Linked DNA regions of Mus musculus: region 2 is linked to region 1. A link is a loop called in an ENCODE intact Hi-C map of the cell type or tissue named here. Cell type or tissue: left cerebral cortex. All regions are shown on one strand. Each heading gives the region's core, and the rest is flanking DNA. Links, peaks and the distances in the headings are about the cores only.

Region 1 (2,912 bases), core at 110-2,609:
TGCTGGAGGAAAAGTCTTTCTTTCCAGGAGAGTTAAGGGAACAGTTTCTCCAAGCTCTAAGTTCGGATCAGAGCAAAGATTGCTCGTTTTTCTTTGAAATACCTCTTTTTTCTTTTCTTTCTGTTTCTCTCGCTCACTCTCTCTCTTTCCTTTCTTCTTCTTCTTCTTCTTCTTCTTCTTCTTCTTCTTCTTCTTCTTCTTCTTCTTCTTCTTCTTCTCCTTCTCCTTCTCCTTCTCCTTCTCCTTCTCCTTCTCCTTCTCCTTCTCCTTCTCCTTCTCCTTCTCCTTCTCCTTCTCCTTCTCCTTCTCCTTCCTCCTCCTCCTCCTCCTCCTCCTCCTCCTCCTCCTCCTCTTCTTCTTCTTCTTCTTCTTTTTTAACATTTAACGTTTTTGAGAAGTGCCACTTCTGGTTTTCTTTCTTCTTGTTGTTCATATTTTTAAAAGCTTAGAAACCAAACCCTCTGGGTAATGATTCAACATTGGTTGCTGTAGAAAAGCAAACCAGAGAGCACTGTTTACAAAAATAAACGTGTGTTTACCTCAGCATATCTCCGTTGAGGTAAATTTTGTAATCTGGCAATCTCATTTGCATGTGTGTGTGTGTGTGTGTGTGTGTGTGTGTGTGTGTGTGTGTGTCTGTGTGTGTCTGTGTGTGTGTAAGGAAGATTATCTGGGGTTCTCTTGTTTCTATATTTGTGCCACTCCTGTCTCCAACTTAGCTTTGTGTGTATCCTAAAAGTCTGCTTCAAAACTGCTGATTTTATTTTTATTAGGGTGGGTGTTCTTTCTGGTTGTGTTTATTTTTTCATTTTCTTTTCTATATTTTTGTATTCGAACGATGTTTATTGAGGAAATGAACATGAGAGAAGTGGCAGACCTGCCAACACTCTAAGGCTTTACATTCAAGGGCCAGCAGTGGAAAAGCCTTCAAAATGAGTCAAGTCAATTGAATTAGCTTTTCTGGGGGAGAAGGGAAACCAAAAGTAACATCAAATATGATGCGCTAAGATTGTTGCTTGTCATCAGTTTTTTTTTTGTTTTTTTTTAATCTACTGCTTTGTTGATTTGATGCCATCATAGTGACGTTGGTTGTCAAGAGTTTTTTGGAATGGACTTTTTTTCTGTGCTGATTTAAAAAAATAAGGCAGTAAAAACAAGGTCTCAGCACCTGGAGGGAGGGAGGGAGGGAGGGAGAGAGAGAGAGAGAGAGAGAGAGAGAGAGAGAGAATGCAGAAGACCTGGAAATCAGAGTTGTGTCAGGCAGTGCTAAAGTTTTATGTTTGGGGATGGGGTGAGTTCTTCCTTTCCCTCTTAGTTGGCTGATTCAGGCTACTACAGGGGATTGGGTAATCCAGACAAAGAAAGGCAAGCTGATTGGTTCCTACTATAGGACCCTCCCCCGCTTCTTGTGGGAGATTTGAAAGACCACTGAATACTTTCAGTCAGGGAAAAAGCCCACTGGTCTTGGTGAGGAAAGAGGAGCAGGAAATTGGTTGTCTCCTGTGTTCAAGTGAAAAGTATATTAATGCCCCTACAACCTGCTTTCCTTGTCAGCCTGCTGACATCATCAGTCTAAAGCCTAATCCTTTAGTGCAGAAGGTTTTGTTCTATCCTGTAACCTGTTTCATTGCATAGGAACTTTTTTTCAAGTGCCAGGAATGGACCTCAGGGCCTTGAACAAAGTAGTCAAACTAGGCCCTCTTCTGCAATCTGCATTCTTGGATTTGTTCATTTAATTTAATTTTATTGTTTTCTTAGCTACCAGAGGGAGTCTGAACCTTACACATGCTGGGCCAATACTCTATTCAGCTACAGTCCTTCTTAAGACAGGATCTTCCTATGTAGCCTAGGCCTCAGTCTCCCACATGCTATGATTACAGGGATGGGTCACCATGTCTGATTGAATTGTTTTATCTTAATGGGGAATTTAAAACTTCTTTGAAGGGCTGACAACCTCCCAAGGGCTGAGCTCTGATGCATTCCTGAAGTTCACTATCTGGATGCTGGTAACATGTGTTTTCTAGGTCGCTCCCGTTTACATGATGATTATCTTCAGTGCCTGATTTCCGGTAGAGAGCTGTGCCCTGTTGAGTGCCAGGACAGCCAAGGCTAAAAGGAGAAGCTGTGTCTCAAAACAGCAACAACAACAAAAACATTTAATGATTTGTCACATGCAAATTTAATGTAAGGTTTTAGTCTGAGCTTTCTCGTTTTATTTTATTTTAGTTTAGTTTTAGTTTTTTTTTAATTATATATTTCCTTGATTTACATTTCGAATGCTATCCCGAAAGTCCCCTATACCCTACCCCCAGCCCTGCTCCCCAACCCACCCACTTCAGCTTCCTAGCCCTGGCATTCCCCTGTATTGGAGCATATAATCTTTGCAAGACCAAGGGCCTCTCCTGCTAATGATGGCCGACTAGGCCATCTTCTGCTACATATGCAGCTAGACACACATAAGCTCTGGAGGTACTGGTTAGATTATATTGTTGTTCCTCCTATAGAGTTACAAACCCCTTTAGCTCCTTGGGTAATTTCTCTAGCTCCTACATTAGGAACCCTGTGTTCCATCTAATAGATGACTATAAGCATCTACTTCTGTATTTGCCAGGCACTTGCATAGCCTCACAAGAGACAGCTATATCAGGGTCCTCTCACCAAAATCTTGCTGGCATATGCAATAGTGTCTGGGTTTGGTAGCGGTTTATGAGATGGATCCCCAGGTAGGGCAGTCTCTGGATGATCTTTCATTCCATCTCAGCTCCAAACGTTGTTTCTGTAACCCCCTACATGGGTATTTTAATCCCCAATTCTAAGTAAGAACAAAATATCCACACTTTGGTCTTCCTGCTTCTTGAGTTTCATATGTTTTGCAAATTGTATCTTGGGTATTCTAAGTTTCTGAACTAATA
Region 2 (2,912 bases), core at 164-2,663, 1.0 Mb after region 1:
TGACTGTGTGGAGGTAAGCCGGTTATCATAGATTTTCTGAACTTAGAGCCTCCACTTCTTTGTTTTTTTGTTTGTTTAGTTTAGTTTAGTTTAGTTTAGTTTAGTTTAGTTTAGTTTAGTTTAGTTTAGCGAGACAGGGTTTCTCTTTACAGCCTGGCTGTCCTGGAACTCACTTTGTAGACCAGGCTGGCCTCAAACTCAGAAATCGGCCTGCCTCTGCCTCCCAAGTGCTGGGATTAAAGGCGTGCGCCATCACCGCCCAGCAGAGCCTCCACTTCTTGAACCTGAAGCTGATGACTATTGGGGAGACGGTAAGAGATAAAGAGAACAAAGACACGCAAATGTGGGGCAGAGGAGGTCTGAGGGAGAGTAAGATTTGCAGAGCAGTTATCCCCAAAGCTTGCATAATGCAGAAGGTAAAACAGGGCATGGTGGAGACTCGTGATTCTGCGGCTTTGGTTAGAAAAGGTGGGGGTGAAGAAGGCTACAGAAACTGTGGGCAGATAAGCTAGCAGTTGAAAAGGAAAGGAAAGGAAAGGAAAGGAAAGGAAAGGAAAGGAAAGGAAAGGAAAGGAAAGGGGGGGTCAAAATTAGTGTCCCCTTGCATAGGATAGAAAGATATAGGATAAGAGTTAGTGGCAGCAGTGTGTGTGTGTTAGTGCAATTCATATATGTCTTGCTTCTGTCTTATAGAAAAAGTTATGTAAACTCTTAACATTATTCATACAAGGAAATGGAAACCAAAATTTTTCTGTGCCATCAAATTAAGGATTTGAAAACAAAGAAAAAACCAAGTTTTGGAAATGGAATAGCTCATTTTCTCAATAATGAGTTTCTGTGAAAATCTATCAGTGACTGTTGCTATTTTCAAGTGTGAGGATACACTAATTTTAAAGAAACGTTTAGTTTTAATAATCTCACTTGGGGTGTTTTTATTTTATTTTTTTCTGGAATCAGGAAAAGACACATTACTCCAGGCTAACAGACTTCCATTTCAGTCAGCATCCTTTATGGTTGGTTGTAGCAATCTTAAGCCATAATTCAGCATCAGGCAACCTATGACATTGTTGACCTTGATCTTATTCCAGCTGTATGTAGATCAGGGTGGTAAATAGTGTATTGGTAGCCACAGGCACAGAAAATGTTCCTGGAATTGGTTTGTCCACAGTGATTTTGCCCAGCTCTGATTACTGTAAAGGCGGACCATCCCTTCCAGTTATTCCTCTGGCTCATTCTGAATAGTATGCTGGTTTTACACTAGGGATATACGTGGGCTAGGATCTCCCCCTAGTGTTGAAACATTGGAAACACATCAACTGCAAGCATCACTGATCAGAATGGAGATGCCATCTGATGCTGACAGCTCACAGGAAGTTTATAATTTCTGAGAAGATAAGCACGATGCCAGATTGGAAAGATTTGAACAAACACCTAATCCCTCAATGCTCAGATGACAGAACAAACCAGCAACCATCCAGAACTTACCTAATGGGCAAAATAAAGAGCCAGAAAATGGCCAGATAGCAATTAATATTGGAGAGCTCCTAGGTAGAAAATATTAAACAGCTGTTTTAAATCCTTGAAGCTCAACCTATTGAGTTCAATCTATGGCTCTCTCTAATATAGGACTGAACACTCAGTGTCTATTCCCTACACTGTGACCAGCTGTCCATTCTTTCCATTGGTTGATGGAAAAAAAGACACTTCTCTGACCAAGGAAACAGCAACTCAGGACTATCTATGGGTAATATGTAGAAGGCACATTGGCAGCAAGACCATTTTGCAACATACCAATAGTGGATTCTACCCTGTGAGCCTATAGAGACCATTCTTATTCAAACCACCACAGAATCGTACTAACTAGTGGGTTTTCTTTTTTTTTTATTAGATATTTTCTTTATATACATTTCAAATTTCAAATGCTATCCCGAAAGTTCCCTATACCCTCCCCTAACCCTGCTCCCCTACCCACCCACTCCTGCTTCTTGGCCCTGGCATTCCCCTGTACTGGGGCATATAATGTTTGCAATACCAAGGGGTCTCTCTTCCCACTAGTGGGTTTTCTTAAGGCTTTTGTATACACTCAAATTTTGGCTGACCTACCTACTACATTTTCCTCCCTTCCATCCTCCTACCTCTATCCCTGCTTATTCCTCTAATGCCCTGTATCTCCTCCTCTTCTTTTATTTCACATGTTTTCTACTATCCTTTAAACTGATTTTAAATTGGATTGTGAGATAGTAGACTTCTGTATGGCTTTTCATTCACTCTTCCTTTGGGTTAACCCTTCCCTCCACCCTACTGGTCTCCCCTTCCTGCTTAAGTCCTTCTAACCCCAATATTTCACCTCTACTTTTATTTTACTGACAATGTTCAATCTGTGCTCCCTTAGCATGTCCCCAAAAACACCTCTCTAGTTTCCTGGATTCCACTGTAATCCTCATGCGTGCTAGTCAGTTTGTTCTAACTTCACACAAACTGAGTCACCTGGCAAGAGGAAACTGAAATTGAGGAATTACCTCTATGAAAGTGCCCCATAGGCATGACTGTAGGGCTTTTCCTTGGTTAAAGAGTGATGTGAAACCTCCTTCCGGGAGAGAGTGCTCCTGAGATGATTGAGTCGGTGAGCAGTGTCAGTGATCCCCCACTCTGCTCCTGTCTGAGTCCCGTCCTGACTTCTCTTAGTGACTGGCTGTAATTGAGGCATGTAAGATAATAAAACCCCTTACTCTATAAGTTGCTTTTGGCCACAGTCTTTATCACAGTAGTAGAAAACAAACTAGGACAGCACATATGGGAAACCACGGTGTTTGTCTTGCTAGACCTGAATTACCTCACTTTGGTACATTTTCCAGTTCCTGCCCTTTACCTGCAATTTTCATGTCCTCTTTTTTTTTCTTTACAGGTGAATA

What was found. Hi-C counts contacts between places; a loop is a spot of excess contacts. Peaks named below come from ENCODE experiments on the same cell type or tissue, not always from the same donor. Only the 100,000 strongest peaks of a DNase experiment are listed, where the experiment ranks them.
Region 2: a loop joins it to region 1, with 2.8 times the contacts of the local background. A loop is called at or near these places in 2 of 42 quality-filtered maps.

The regions. Positions count from the first base shown.
Region 1 is chr6:57,821,304-57,824,215 of GRCm38, reverse strand. The region is part of intron 1 of Vopp1 (vesicular, overexpressed in cancer, prosurvival protein 1); the gene reads left to right. Among named protein-coding and RNA genes, the nearest start is that of Vopp1, 2.4 kb to the left of the region's middle. In left cerebral cortex, for the core only: no CTCF peak of the experiment used is centred there; DNase peaks (open chromatin) are centred at 845 and 1,583; H3K4me3 peaks cover 88 bases; H3K27ac peaks cover 29 bases.
Region 2 is chr6:56,807,210-56,810,121 of GRCm38, reverse strand. No RefSeq gene overlaps it. Among named protein-coding and RNA genes, the nearest start is that of Kbtbd2, 11 kb to the right of the region's middle. In left cerebral cortex, for the core only: a CTCF peak has its summit at 1,298; DNase peaks (open chromatin) are centred at 395 and 1,276.